2 separate regions of the Mus musculus genome follow, and region 2 is linked to region 1. The links are chromatin loops, found by intact Hi-C in ENCODE. Cell type or tissue: gastrocnemius. All regions are shown on one strand.

What was found. Peaks named below come from ENCODE experiments on the same cell type or tissue, not always from the same donor. Only the 100,000 strongest peaks of a DNase experiment are listed, where the experiment ranks them.
Region 2: it touches region 1 in a loop (8-fold over the local background); 8 of 42 quality-filtered maps call a loop at or near these places.

The regions. Positions count from the first base shown.
Region 1 is chr7:34,193,973-34,201,972 of GRCm38, reverse strand. Pdcd2l (programmed cell death 2-like) reads left to right here and starts at 5,303. Exons shown (of 7, transcript NM_026549.4): 1 at 5,303-5,437; 2 at 5,535-5,701; 3 at 5,847-5,907. The coding sequence starts at 5,330. It overlaps Gpi1 (glucose-6-phosphate isomerase 1), which reads left to right. Exons shown (of 18, transcript NM_008155.4): 18 at 1-646. In gastrocnemius, CTCF peaks have their summits at 3,453 (motif pointing right) and 6,135 (motif pointing right); DNase peaks (open chromatin) are centred at 3,434 and 5,280; H3K4me3 peaks cover 1,927 bases; H3K27ac peaks cover 1,808 bases.
Region 2 is chr7:33,979,161-33,987,160 of GRCm38, reverse strand. No RefSeq gene overlaps it. Among named protein-coding and RNA genes, the nearest start is that of Scgb1b26-ps, 24 kb to the right of the region's middle. In gastrocnemius, a CTCF peak has its summit at 4,695 (motif pointing left); a DNase peak (open chromatin) is centred at 4,682.

The DNA.
Region 1 (8,000 bases):
TCTGAATTCAAGGCCAGCCTGGTCCACAAAATGAGTTCCCGGATAGCCAGGGCTACACAGAGAAACCCTGTCTACAAAAAAGGGGTTGGGTAGGGTGGGGTCAGGGATCTGCAGTTAGGTGGGCAACTTGCTCTCCAGTCACGTGTTCACCTCCTTCCCCTCCTCACCTTGGTGACGTGGAAAAAGTAATTCTGCTTCACTAGGTAGGTTTTTGCTTGCTTGTTTGTTTGTTTACCTTCGCTTTATTTTTGGTATCAAAACCTAGGAATGGGGCTGGAGAGATGGCTCAACAGTTAAGAGTACTGACTGCTCTTCCAGAGGTCCTGAGTTCAATTCCCAGCAACCACATGGTGGCTCACAACCACCTGTAATGAGATCCGATGCCCTCTTCTGGTGTGTCTGAGGACAGCTACAATGTACTCACATACATAAAATAAATAAGTCTTAAAAACAAACAAAAGAACCCAGGGATGAACTCGATTATACCCTTCAAAAGACAGTTTTAGCAGGGTGTCATTACTGTCACATTCATATCCTGGCTATCAGTGAGTCCTTGTGAGACTGAGTGACAGCCCTGTCATTCTACTTTCCACCATGTTAATTAGGCCCATTTGATGGCCAGTCAATAAAAAGACTTGGTACATGTCTTAGGGTTTTATTGCTGTGAAGAGACACCATGACCATAGCAGCTCTTGTAAAAGACAACATTTCATTGGGGCTGGCTTACAGTCCAGAGGTTTAGTCTATTATTGTCATGGCAGACCATGGTGGCACATGTGGGTAGACCTGGTGCTTGAAAAGAAGCCAAGAGTTCAACATCTTGATTCGAAGGCTGCGGAAGGTAGGCCTAGCTTGAGCAAGTTAGACCTCAAAGCTTGCCCCCACAGTGGCACACCCTTCAGCATAGCTTCACTTCCTAGTAATGCCACTCCCTTTGGGCCAAACACTCAAACAGGAGTCTACCCTGTAGACTGTACACAAACTTGGTCACTGAAGTGGGTGGTTCTGATGCTAAAGTCCTGTTCCCCAATTGGTTCTTGATTTGTCAGTAAAGAAAGCTAGAGGCCAATTGCTGGACAGAAGGTATAGGTGGACTTCCCAGGTCCCAGGAGGAAAAAAAGGCAGATAGATGCAGGGAAGGAGAAAGTGTCTTTCTGCTGTGTTTTAGAGGAAGAAGGACACAACAACCATGTGAGCTCTCAGGGGAGCCGCCAAGGATGTTTAATAGGGGCTCGGTGGGACTAGTTACTAAATTTAGGGCAGGTGGAGAGATGGTGATAATTGGTTAAGTGGATGCTTTTCCAGGCAGGAGATATCTGTGCCCAGCAATTGTGCCCAGAAGGTAAGTTGTAAAGTAACAAGCTGTGTGTCTTTATCTGAAGATTCAAGGGAAGCTCAGGGGAGGACATGTCCTGGAGCTAAAGGGGGTTAAAGCAAAAGGGAAGCAATAGTGTGTGTGTGTGTGGGGGGGGGTGTTTGGTAGCCCTTCTGGGTCCCCGGATTAAAAGGCACTTAAAACTACACTCAAACACTGAAACTTATAGAGGAGAAAGTGGGGAAAAGCCTTGAAGATATGGGCACAGGGGAAAAATTCCTGAACAGAACAGCAATGGCTTGTGCTGTAAGATCGAGAATTGACAAATGGGACCTAATGAAACTCCAAAGTTTCTGCAAGGCAAAAGACACTGTCTATAAGACAAAAAGACCACCAACAGACTGGGAAAGGATCTTTACCTATCCTAAATCAGATAGGGGACTAATATCCAACATATATAAAGAACTCAAGAAGGTGGACCTCAGAAAATCAAATAACCCCCTTAAAAAATGGGGCTCAGAACTGAACAAAGAATTCTCACCTGAGGAATACCGAATGGCAGAGAAGCACCTGAAAAAATGTTCAACATCCTTAATCATCAGGGAAATGCAAATCAAAACAACCCTGAGATTCCACCTCACACCAGTGAGAATGGCTAAGATCAAAAATTCAGGTGACAGCAGATGCTGGCGAGGATGTGGAGAAAGAGGAACACTCCTCCATTGTTGGTGGGATTGCAGGCTTGTACAACCACTCTGGAAATCAGTCTGGCGGTTCCTCAGAAAATTGGACATAGTACTACCGGAGGATCCAGCAATACCTCTCCTGGGCATATATCCAGAAGAAGCCCCAACTGGTAAGAAGGACACATGCTCCACTATGTTCATAGCAGCCTTATTTATAATAGCCAGAAACTGGAAAGAACCCAGATGCCCCTCAACAGAGGAATGGATACAGAAAATGTGGTACATCTACACAATGGAGTACTACTCAGCTATTAAAAAGAATGAATTTATGAAATTCCTAGCCAAATGGATGGACCTGGAGAGCATCATCCTGAGTGAGGTAACACAATCACAAAGGAACTCACACAATATGTACTCACTGATAAGTGGATACTAGCCCAAAACCTAGGATACCCACGATATAAGATACAATTTCCTAAACACATGAAACTCAAGAAAAATGAAGACTGAAGTGTGGACACTATGCCCCTCCTTAGAAGTGGGAACAAAACACCCATGGAAGGAGTTACAGAAACAAAGTATGGAGCTGAGATGAAAGGATGGACCATGTAGAGACTGCCATATCCAGGGATCCACCCCATAATCAGCTTCCAAATGCTGACACCATTGCATACACTAGCAAGATTTTACTGAAAGGACCCAGATGTAGCTGTCTCTTGTGAGACTATGCCGGGGCCTAGCAAACACAGAAGTGGATGCTCACAGTCAGCTAATGGATGGATCACAGGGCTCCCAATGGAGGAGCTAGAGAAAGTACCCAAGGAGCTAAAGGGATCTTCAACCCTATAGGTGGAACAACATTATGAACTAACCAGTACCCCTGAGCTCTTGACTCTAGCTGCATATGTATCAAAAGATGGCCTAGTCGGCCATCACTGGAAAGAGAGACCCATTGGACACGCAGACTTTGTGTGCCCCGGTACAGGGGAACGCCAGGGCCAAAGGGGGGGAGTGGGTGGGTAGGGGAGTGGGGGTGGGTGGGTAAGGGGGACTTTTGGTATAGCATTGGAAATGTAAATGAGCTAAATACCTAATAAAAAATTGAAAAAAAAAAAAAAAAAAAACTACACTCAAGTCACCTGAGTTTCATCTATGAAACCTATATAAAGGTGGATGGGGTGAGCTGATGTCACATGTATTGTGGCAGGCACATACTCAGTAATGGGATGTATATGGTACTTACTTGAGATTAGCCTGGGCTGAGTGAGCAAGTTCCAGACTTGTCTAGCTATACAGTGGAAACGTGTCTCAAGAAAAGGGTGGTAGGTCACAGTAGGGTCTCAGATATAGGTCAGTGGTAGCGCATGCTCAAAGATTGGGTTCAATCTATCATGTGGACACACTTGTGGGGTAAAGTTTCTCCAAGTTTCAAGTGCTTGACTTGTGTCCAGCAGGTGGCACTATTGGTAAGTGGTGGAAAGTAGGTGGGGCTCAGTTGGAGAAAAATGTCTCCCTTGAGAGGGAAAGACATGACTTTGAGAGATTTGCTGCAGACTCTTCTTTCCCTGTATCCTGGCTGCTACCTTTGTGGAAATGACACAAACTAGAAGAGTGCACCGGATTCCATTACAGATGGTTGTAAGCCACCATGTGGTTGCTGGGATTTGAACTCGGGACCTTTGGCAGAGCAGTCAGTGCTTTTAACCACTGAGCCATCTTTCTAGCCCATTTCTAAAATTCTCACACTGCTATGGTTTCTCAAAGTAGTCAAACTCACATGTGCTTTCTGTTTCTGGGATTAAACACTTGTGGAGGAAAGGGTTACTTTGGCTTATAATTTCCGGTCATGATCTATTATTGAGGGAAGTCCTAGAAAGAGCCAATGAGCAACTGCTTGCTGGATTGCTCCCTGGCTCTGTGTGTGTGTGTGTGTGTGTGTGTGTGTGTGTGTGTGTGTGTGTGTGTGTGTTTAGGACACAGGATAACCTCACATGTGATTCCTCTGGTCCAGTCAGTCCTTTTTTTTTAATTTATTTTTTTATAAAGACAGTGTCTCAGTAGCCTGAAAGTTACTGATCAGGTTGGTTGATCCAGTCCCAATTTCAGGGTTTATTTGCTTTTGAGATACTCTCAAGCCAGAGCTGGGTTGAGTTTCACTATTTAGTCCAAACTATAACCAGAGTTCACCCTTACCTGGCAATACATGCTTTTCAAATGTGCTTATTTTTTTTATTTTAGTAAAACTCATCACTAAAATTTTTCTTATTTTGGTTTTTTGAGACAGGGTTTCTCTGTGCAGTCCTGGCTGTCCTGAAACTCACTCTGTAGACCAGGCTGGCCTTGGACTCAGAAATCCACCTGCCTCTGCCTCCCAAGTGCTGGGATTAAAGGCATGAGCCACCACTGCCCGGCTAAACTTTTTATTATTTACTTTAATGTGCACCATGTGTATTCCTGCTGTCCACAGACTCCAGAAAAAAGAATTGGCATTGGTTCCCCTCCTGCCTACCCTCTGCAAACTGGAGTTGTAAGCAGTTGAGTAACCTATGTACATGCTCAACATTTTTATTTTGTTTTGTTTTTCCATACAGGGTTTCTCTGTGTAACAGTCCTGGTTGTCCTGGACTTGTTTTGTAGACTGCTGGCCTCGAACACATAGAGGTTACACAACCCCGCTGTGGCATATGCTCAAATCTTCAGTCTTCATATGTATTTTAAATGTATCTGTCAAAATTAAGGACTTTGGGGGGCTGGAATGATGGCTCAGGAATTAAGAGCTCTTTCAGAGGACCCAGGTTCAATCCCACCACTCACAGGACAGTTCATAATTAACTGAAACTCCAAGAACTGACACCCTCACACAGACCTACATGCAGGCAAAACACCAATGCACATAAAATAAAAAAATAAATGATTATTTTTTAAAATGTAAGGACTTTTTGTTTGTTTTTTTCGAACAGGGTTTCTCTGTATAGCCCTGGCTGTCCTGGAACTCACTCTGTAGACCAGGATGGCCTCGAACTCAGAAATCCACCTGCCTCTGCCTCCCGAGTCCTGGGATTAAAGGCGTGCGCTACCACACCCGGCTTATTTTATTTTATTTTTGTTATGTTTCTTGTTGTCTGCCAATACCGTCATCCTGTTTCCAGTTGTCAACGTCTAGTTAAACCTCTTTGTAGATCCTATCAAGATATCAGAGATAAAACAGGTGGTCTCCGTCCAGGACCCCTTTGGGGCGGAGTCGGGGAGGAGCAGGCGGCGCGCGTGCGCAGATAACACTCTCTGTCGGCCACCGTAGCTCGCGCTGTCACGTGGGAGCCCAGTAGTTATGGCGGCCGTCAGGAAGCCTGTACTGCTGGGACTTCGAGACACGGCGGTGAAGGGCTGCCCCAAAGGGCCCTCCGCCTGGACCTCTAGCAAGCTGGGTGGCGTTCCGGTGAGTGCGGCTGCGATGTCTTGGCGGGGCCGCGTGGAGGGTGTCCGGGCGGGAGCGGCGTGGGTCCCGGGGGTCTGAGCTGCAGCCTGCTCCTCAGGACGCCCTGCCGGCCGTTACCACTCCGGGGCCGCAGTGTGGCCGCTGCGCACAGCCGCTCACGCTCGTCGTGCAGGTGTACTGCCCGCTGGACGGCTCCCCGTTCCATCGGCTTCTGTACGTGTTCGCCTGTGCTCGTCCAGGCTGCGGCAACAGCCAGACGCGCAGGTAGGCGGGGAAGTCCTGTCGTGAAGTCTGGTCCCAGGACGGGGCGGGATGGGGCGGGATGGGGCGGGCCGAGGCGGGCCGGGTGACACTCGGTGGGGCTGGATGTCCAGGGTGGAGCCCTCACTGTGTCTGTCTTGCCTCTAAGCTGGAAGGTGTTCCGTTCCCAGTGCCTGCAAGTGCCAGAGAAAGAGACTTGGAACGCGCAGGTAAAGCGATTCTGATTGGCACACTATGTTTTTCAATAATTTGAGGATCGTTTACAGCAACTTGTCTCCCCTCTCTAGCCCAAGCTGGCCTTTAACTCTCATAAATTTGTTGGCTTAAATCTTCCCTAGTCCTGTGATAACTGCTATGAATCACCACATCCTATTTAAGACAGCTAAAAAGAAGATTTATTTATTTACTGTATGTATGAGTGCTCTATCTGTATGTACACCTGCATGCCAGAAGAGGGCATCAGACTCAGTATAGATGGTTGTGATGAGGTTGTTGGGAATTGAGTTCAGGACCTCTTGAAGAGCGAGCCTTCTCTCAGTCCCTTAAGACAGTTTTTTAAAAGATTGCTTTTGGAGGCTGGAGTGATGTTTCGGTAGCTAAGATTGCTTGTTGCTCTTTCAGAGGACTCAGGATCAAATTTCAGCACTCAGGTGGCAGTTCAAAATTACCTGTAACTCCAGTTCCAGGGGTTCCAATGCTTTCTTCTGGCCTCACTGGCACCAAGCACACTGTGGTGAACAGACATACATGCAGGGAAAACACCCATATACGTGGAATAAAAGTGAATCTAGGCCAAGTGGTGGTAGCACGTGTCTTTAAGCCCAGCACTCGGGAGACAGAAGCAGGTGGATTTCTGAGTTCAAGGCCAGCCTGGTCTACAGAGTGAGCTCCAGGACAGCCAGGGCTACACAGAGAAACCCTGTCAGGAAAACAATTGTTTAAGTGTGTGCTTCACACGTGTGTGTCAGAGCCTTTGAGGCTGGAGTTACAGGTGTTTTGAGAGCTGCTTAATGTAGGTGCTGAGCCATCTCCCTGCCCCTAATACCAAACTTTTAAACATGCTTCTTTGCTGCCGTGGAATGAACTTTAGTCTTTCAGAATCATCAAATGCTATTCCCTCAGTTTTCTGGCTTTTTCTTAAGATTTTACTTTTTTTTTTTTAAGTTTATTTATTATTACAAATAAGTACACTGTAGGTGTCTTCAGATGCCCCTGAAGAGGATGTTGGATCTCATTATGGGTGGCTGTGATCCACCATGTAGTTGCTGGGATTTGAACTCAGGACCTTCTGAAGAGCAGTCATTTCTCTTACCTGCTGAGCCATCTCGCCAGCCCCCAAGATTTTACTTTCCAGTTTACATATATGCATGTGACCATCAGTGCAGGTGTCTGTGGAGATAGTGGATCTCCTGGGCTGCCTGATATGGGTGATGGGAATTGAACCTAGTCCTCTGGAAGAGCAGCCAGTACTCTTAAATACCAAGTCAAGTATAATAGTTTATACGAGAGACATGTAGTTTACTGATTTTCTCATTTGAATAAATATAGGTAAGTGTGTGTGTGTGTGTATATATATATGTGTATATATATATATATTCATGTATGTGCATGGCACACAAGGTTGTGTGAAGTAGAAAAATGCTTTTTTGTTTATTTGTTTTTTGTTTTTTAAGCTAAGACATTTAAATCTTTACTAGCTAAATTGATAGCCTCAGGGGGAAAGTCCAGCAAGGGCTTGTGGGAGCACATCTCGGAACTGACCCATCTGCTAGGCTACCTCCTGCAGGCGGGATACTTAGGTGTGGTTTGATGAGTGCGTGCTCCCCTTGTCACAGAGCCTGGCATGCTGTCTTTGTTTATCTGTGTTTTCAGAGCAGCTCTCTGTCTCTCTTGTATATTTCTGTCCTCCCCCCACCCCCTCTCTGGATCCATACTTCAAGGTAGCCTGGAAATTCATGTCACTGGGGCTGACATCACACTCATGGCCATCATGCTGCCTCAGCCTCTCCAAGGCTGATAGGAGCTACCGTGTCCAGCCTGCTTCATGGCATTGCTCTCCATTACACTCTTGTCTCTTAGGCGGACCTGAGGAGCTAACCACTGAATACGTCTAATCTAACAGCCCAGCTGCTAAGGAGCCTGGGAAATGTAGTCCTTTCCTTTTTTTTTTAGTCCCAATAATACATAAAGTACAACAGAAAGATTGTGGGACAGATGGGTAAAGACACCTGGACCTACATGTGCCACATTGCCCTGGAGCAAAAGAGACAGTGTTTTTTATTTTTTTGGATTTTTGAGACAG
Region 2 (8,000 bases), 210 kb after region 1:
TTGGTGAAAGAAGCTCAGGCAGTCCTTATGACAATATCTAAAGATCTGGTGTTATAAATAATTGGTATGATAGCAGAATGTTTTAAAATAAAACAGAAACAGTATACAGTCCCTAGAGGAGAGAGTGTGATGAATTATCAGGAAAGCTGCAGATTACTTTGAGACAGTCGTCTCAAATGTATTAGAGGAACACTAACAATCTGGTGCCCCACGTATTGATTTGAACTCAACAAACCTGAGATAATAGTTCACTGCCCAATCCCTGAAAAGGGCTTGGGCAGTGACATAGACTACAGCAGTGTGGGTTGGAAACTGACTTGAGTCTGAGTGGCCTACAGAGAACGACAGAGAGGCTCCCTCCCCCAACTCCTAGACATGGTTCCCTACAGCTCCTCAGCCTGGAGCTGTAGGGAACACAACTGCCTTCGAGGTAGTTTTTGGGAAGACACAGTGAACTAATAGGGGAATCTATGCTTGAGAGAGCCTTTCTGTGTTCACTTCTCTGTATCCTTCGCCCCCACTTACCTCCCCCACCTTCGTGTCTAGGACAGCCAGTCTGGATCTCCTGACTGCTTGTTGATGCTGCAGATTGCCTACAATTGGCACACAAGCACATGATGCCAGCTGCAACCCAAACCAGGGACACAGACGACCACATGGATCTTTCTACATTCAGCCCCTTCCTATGCATAAAGAATTGTGAAGGTAAAGCTACAAAGGGCTTCGGGCAACATCATTTTTTGACATAAAAAAAGATCTATAACCTTTTGATACTTAAAGACACAATACATATCTTTTGGGCTTTACCTGATGATATTTTGAATGGTTTGACAGGGATGAATTTAAAGGAAATAGACTCCTTATCATTTATCGGTATTTATTTTCTTGATTTACTATGTCTTTTCAAAAGACTGGAACCTAGATAAAAAATTCCTTGCCTTAGAAAAGAGATTACAAGTAACACTAGAACTAACTAAAGGTTCAGAATTTCATAGGTCTAGAACTAAAGGTTCAGAATTTCATAAGTCAAAATAAGCAACAGAAAGAGGACAATGAGGCTTGGAGACAGAAGCTGGAAGAGATGCTAGAACAGAAATTTCTGAAGTTCATAGATGAGTCTGAGCAACAGAGAGATAAAGTTAAGACTTGGCAACATAGTCTAGTGTTGTATGCCAGGCCTCCACCTACTTGAACCGGGTACACCTGGGAGGCAGGTTGGGGCTGAAAAATAATTAGATGGCAAGAGAGATAATGAAGCCAAGACGATTCCCTGTTCAAGGCTCACCAGTTTACTAAGAGAGTGTGCTTATAAGGGGGAAGGCCAATCCCCCACCAGTCCATTCTTGGATGTCAGGAACCAGCCTTTTTGGGACATGCAGGATAGGATGTTCCTCCGGAATATTTCAGGGGCCTCTCAGCAGGTAGCACTGTCTTGGAGGAGAGCAGTGGCAGGTGACAGAACAATAGAGCCATCTAGGTCAGAAGGCACCACCCTAGGTAATCTCCTTACTGGCAGCAAGATCAAAGTCTGGTTCAGCCTGCTTCAGGGCTGAGGGAGGCTACAGTCTAGAGGATAATTTATTAAAGCTAGCAAATCAAAATAAGGCAGATGCTGCAATATTAGAATTACAACCTAAAGAGAAGCTCAGATTATGGAAACAGTTTAGAACACAAAATACAGGACAATATAGAACAGTATGAACAACAGAAAGAGAAGTTTACGACATGGCAACATGGCCTAGAGGAAACACTAGAATTGAAGACACGGGAAATTATGGACCAAAATAATAGACAAAAAGATGAAAATGGACTAAAGGATCAGGATTTCATAAGTCAAAATAAGCAACAGAAAAAGGAGAATGAGGATTGGAGACAGGAGCTAGAAAAGATACTAGAACAAAGGATGCAGCAGCTCACAGATTAGACTCAGCAACTGAAAAAAATAATGAGAATTTGAAGTCAGACTTGGAGAATAACCTTTTAAAATTAATCAATCAAAATAAAATAGCGATTGATTAAGGAAGCAGGTAACCCGGCCAGATACGGGGCTCAAGTCCCTTCCAGCCGGCCCACTGCAGCACCATGGTCCCTGGCCTGGGGGAGTCTGCGGACACCCCCAAGGATCCACACAGGATCTGCCACGAGATCCTAAGACCTCTGGTGAGTGGAACACAACTTCTGACAGGAGGCAGGTTCAAACACCAGATTTTCTGGGCACCATCCCTGCAAGAGGGGAGCTAATGCAGAGAGTACTCTGACCACTGAAACTAAGGATAGAGCTAGTCTCCCAGGTGTGCTGATAGAGGCTAACATAATCACCTGAGGAGCCAGCTCTAACCAGAGACAACTATAACAACAAGCTCCAGAGAATACAAGATGGCAAAAGGCAAACGTAAGAATCCTACTAACAGAAATCAAGACCGCTCACCATCATCAGAACGCAGCACTCCCACACTGGTCCTGGGCACCCCAACACAACTGAAAAGCTAGACCCAGATTTAAAAGCATATCTCATGATGATGGTAGAGGACATCAAGAAGCACTTTAATAACTCACTTAAAGAAATACAGTAGAACACTGCTAAACAGGTAGAAGATCTTAAAGAGGAAGCACAAAAATCCCTTAAAGAATTACAGGAAAACACGACCAAACAAGTGATGGAATTGAATAAAAAAATCCAAGACCTAAAAAGGGAAGTAAACACAATAAAGAAAACCCAAAGTGAGGCAACGCTGGAGATAGAAACCCTAGGAAAGAAATCTGGAACCATAGACGCGAGCATCAGCAAAAGAATACAAGAGATGGAAGAGAGAATCTCAGGTGCAGAAGATTCCATAGAGAACATTGGCACAACAATCAAAGATAAATGCAAAAAGATCCTAACTCAAAACATCCAGGAAATCCAAGACATAATGAGAAGACCAAACGTACGGATAATAGGAGTTGATGAGAATGAAGATTTTCAACTTAAAGGGCCGGCAAATATCTTCAACAAAATTATAGAAGAAAACTTCCCAAACCTAAAGAAAGAGATGCCCATGAACATACAAGAAGTCTACAGAACTCCAAATAGGCTGGACCAGAAAAGAAATTCCTCCTGTCACCTAATAATCAAAATAACAAATGCACTAAACAAAGAAAGAATATTAAAAGCAGTAAGGGAAATTGGTCAAGTAACAAATAAAAATAGACCTATCAGAATTACACCAGACTTTTCACCAAAGACTATGAAAGTTAGAAGATTCTAGGCAGACATCATAAGGACCTTAGGAGAACACAAATGCCAGCCTAGGCTATTATACCTAGCAAAACTCTCAATTACCATAGATGGAGAAACCAAAGTATTCCACGACAAAACCAAATTCACACATTATCTTTCCAGGAATCCAGCCCTTCAAAGGATAATAACAGAAAAGAAGCAATACAAGGGCGGAATTCATGCCCTAGAACAAGCAAGAAAGTAATCCCTCAACAAACCAAAAAGAAGACAGCCACAAGAACAGAATGCCAACTCTAACAACAAAAATAAAAGGAAGCAACAATTACTTTTCCTTTATTTATCTTAATATCAATGGACTCAATTCCCCAATAAAAAGACATAGACTAACAGACTGGCTACACAAACAGGACCCAACATTCTGCTGCTTACAGGAAACCCATCTCAGGGAAAAAGACAGACACTACCTCAGAGTGAAAGGCTGGAAAACAAATTTCCAAGCAAATGGTCTGAAGAAACAAGCTGGAGTAGCCATTCTAATATCGGATAAAATCGACTTCCAACCCAAAGTTATCAAAAAAGACAAAAAGGGACACTTGATACTCATCAAAGGTAAAATCCTCCAAGAGGAACTCTCAATTCTGAATATCTACGCTCCAAATGCAAGGGCAGCCACATTCATTAAAGACACTTTAGTAACGCTCAAAGCACACATTGCACCTCACACAATAATAGTGGGAGACTTCAACACACCACTTTCATCAATGGACATCTTGGAAACAGAAACTAAACAGGGACACAGTGAAACTAACAGAAGTTATGAAACAAATGGATCTGACAGATATCTACAGAACATTTTATCCTAAAACAAAAGGATATACCTTCTTCTCAGCACCTCACGGGACCTTCTCCAAAATTGACCATATAATTGGCCACAAAACAGGCCTCAACAGATACAAAAATATTGAAATTGTCCCATGTATCCTATCAGACCACCATGGCCTAAGGCTGATCTTCAATAACAACATAAATAATGGAAAGCCAACATTCATGTGGAAACTGAACAACACTCTTCTCAATGATACCTTGGTCAAGGAAGGAATAAAGAAAGAAATTAAAGACTTTTTAGAGTTTAATGAAAATGAAGCCACAACATACCCAAACCTATGGTATCCCGAGCTTATCCCCGTCCCGCGGGAAATAAACACAGGACACACCAGATTCTTCCACGGTTAACTTTTACTTCTATATCATATTGAGGTAGACAAAGAAAGCTCAGAAAGTGTGTGGCTTAAATACTTTTGGTGACGTGTCTAAACTAGGACTGGTAGCAACACCCATGATCCTCATGCACCCTGGGGATAGGTTAAAGCCCCCAGGGGTTGGGCAAAAGCCTCAGAGACGGACTGGTGACTTTGGCTGGCTGTGCTCTCGCAGCTGCGCACAATGAGGTTTAGCACCATCTAGTGGCGGCACGTAGATTGCAGCCCTTTACACTATGGGACACAATGAAAGCATTTCTAAGAGGGAAACTCATAGCTCTGAGTGCCTCCAAAAAGAAACGGGAGAGAGCACATACTAGCAGCTTGACAACACATCTAAAAGCTCTAGAAAAAAGGAAGCAAATTCACCCAAGAGGAGTAGACGGCAGGAAATGATCGAACTCAGGGGGGAAATCAACCAAGTGGAAACAAGAAGAACTATTCAAAGAATTAACCAAACGAGGAGTTGATTCTTTGAGAAAATCAACAAGATAGATAAACCCTTAGCTAGACTCACTAGAGGGCACAGGGACAACATCCTAATTAACAAAATCAGAAATGAAAAGGGAGACATAACAACAGATCCTGAAGAAATCCAAAACACCATCAGATCCTTCTACAAAAGGCTATACTCAACAAAACTGGAAAACTTGGATGAAATGGACAAATTTCTAGACAGATACCAGGTACCAAAGTTAAATCAGGATCAAGTTAATGATCTAAACAGTCCCATATCCCCTAAAGAAATAGAAGCAGTCATTAATAGTCTCCCAGCCCCCCCCCCCAAAAAAAGCCCAGGACCAGATGGGTTTAGTGCAGAGTTCTACCAGACCTTCAAAGAAGATCTAATCACAGTTCTGCCCAAACTATTCCACAAAATAGAAGTAGAGGGAAGTCTACCCAACTCATTCTATGAAGTCACAATTACTCTGATACCTAAACCAGAAAGATCCAACAAAGATAGAGAACTTCAGACCAATTTCCCTTATGAATATCGATGCAAAAATCCTCAATAAAATCCTCGCGAACCGAATCCAAAAACACATTAAAGCAATCATCCATCCTGACCAAGTAGGTTTTATTCCAGGGATGCAGGGATGGTTTAATATACGAAAATCCATCAATGTAATCCATTATATAAACAAAGTCAAAGACAAAAACCACATAATCATCTCATTAGATGGGGAAAAAGCATTCCACAAGATCCAACACCCATTCATGATAAAAGTCTTGGAAAGATCAGGAATTCAAGGCCCATACCTAACCATGATAAAAGCAATCTACAGCAAACCAGTAGCCAACATCAAAGTAAATGGTGAGAAGCTTGAAGCAATCCCACTAAAATCAGGGACTAGATAAGGCTGCTCACTTTTTCCCTACCTCTTCAACATAGTACTTGAAGTCCTAGCCAGAGCAATTCCACAACAAAAGGAGATCAAGGGGATACAAATTGGAAAAGATGAAGTCAAAATATCACTTTTTGCAGATGATATGATAGTATATATAAGTGACCCTAAAAATTCCACCAGAGAACTCCTAAACCTGATAAACAGCTTCAGTGAATTAGCTGGATATAAAATTAACTCAAACAAGTCAATGGCCTTTCTCTACACAAAGAATAAACAGGCTGAGAAAGAAATTAGGGAAACAACACCCTTCTCAATAGTCACAAATAATATAAAATATCTTGGCGCGACTCTAACTAAGGAAGTTAAAGGAATTCATTCTATGAAGCCCCAATTACTCTGATACCTAAACCACACAAAGATTCAACAAAGAAAGAGAACTTCAGACCAGTTTCCCTTATGAGCAGTGATGCAAAAATACTCAATAAAATCCTTGCAAACCGAATCCAATAACACATCAAACCGATCATCCATCATGATCAAGTAGAATTCATCCCAGGGATGCAGGGATGGTTTAATATATGGAAATCAATCAACCTAATCCACTATATAAACAAACTCAAAGACAAAAAACACAGGATCATCACATTATATCCTGAGAAACATTTGACAAAATCCAAAACCCCTTCATGATAAAAGTCTTTGAAAGATCAGGAATTTCAGACCTATATCTAAACATATTAAAAGCAATATACAGCTAACCAGTAGCCAACATCAAACTAAATGGAGAGAAACTCAAAGCAATCCCACTAAAATCAGGCAGTAGACAAGGATGCCCACTTTCTCCTTATCTATTCAATATAGTACTTGAATTCCTATCCAGAGCAATTCAACAACATCAAGGGGATACAAATTGGAAAGGAAGAAGTCAAAATATCACTATTTGCAGATGATATGATAGTATATATAAGTGACCCTAAAAATTCCACCAGAGAACTCCTAAACCTGATAAACAGGTTCAGTGCAGTAATTAGATAGAAAATAAACTCAAACAAATCAATGGCCTTTCTCTACACAATGGATAAACGGGCTGAGAAAGAAATTAGGGAAACAATACCCTTCAAAATAGTCCCAAATAATGCAAAATAGCTTGGTGTGATTCTAACTAAGGAAGTGAAAGATCTGTATGATAAAAACTTCAAGTCTCTGAAGAAAGAAATTGAAGATCTCAGGAGATAGAAAGATCTCCCATACTCATGAATTGGCAGGATTAATATAGTCAAAATGGCTATCCTGCCAAAAGCAATCTACTGATTCATTGCAATTCCCATCAAAATTCCAACTCAATTCTTCAAAGTTAGAAAGTGCAATTTGCAAATTTATCTGGAATAAAAAAAACCTAGGATAGCAAAAACTCTTCTCAACAATAAAAGAACCTCTGGTGGAATCACCATGCTTGACATTAAACTGTAGTGCAGAACAATTGTGATAAAAACTGCATGGTACTGGTACAGTGACAGACAGGTAGATCAATGGAATAGAATTGAAGATCCAGAAATGAATCCACACACCTATGTTCACTTTATCTTTGACAAGGGAGTTAAAACCATCCAGTAGAAATATGACAGCATTTTCAACAAATGGTGGTTGCACAACTGGTGGTTATCATGTAGAAGAATGTGAATTAATCCATTCTTATCTCCCTGTATAAAGCTCAAGTCTATGTGAATCAAAGACCTCCACATAAACCCAGAGACATTGAAATTAATAGAGGAGAAACTAGGGAAAAGCCTCAGAGATATGGGCCCAAGGGTAAAATTCCTAAACAGAACAACAGTGGCTTATGCTGTAAAATCAAGGATTGTCAAATGGACCTCATAAAATTGCAACGCTTCTGGAAGCGAAAAGAAACTGCCCATAAGACATAAAGTCCACCAATAGATTGAGAAAGGATTTTTACCAATCCTAAATCTGACAGGGGACTAATATCCAATATATTCAATGAGCTCCAGAAGCTGGACTCTAGAAATTCAAACAACCCCATTAAAAAATGGGTTAGAGAGTTAAACAAAGGATTCTCAACTGAGGATTACTGAATGGCTGAGAAAAACCTGAAAAAAATGTTCAACATCCTTAATAATCAGGGAAATTCAAATCATAACAACCTTGAGATTC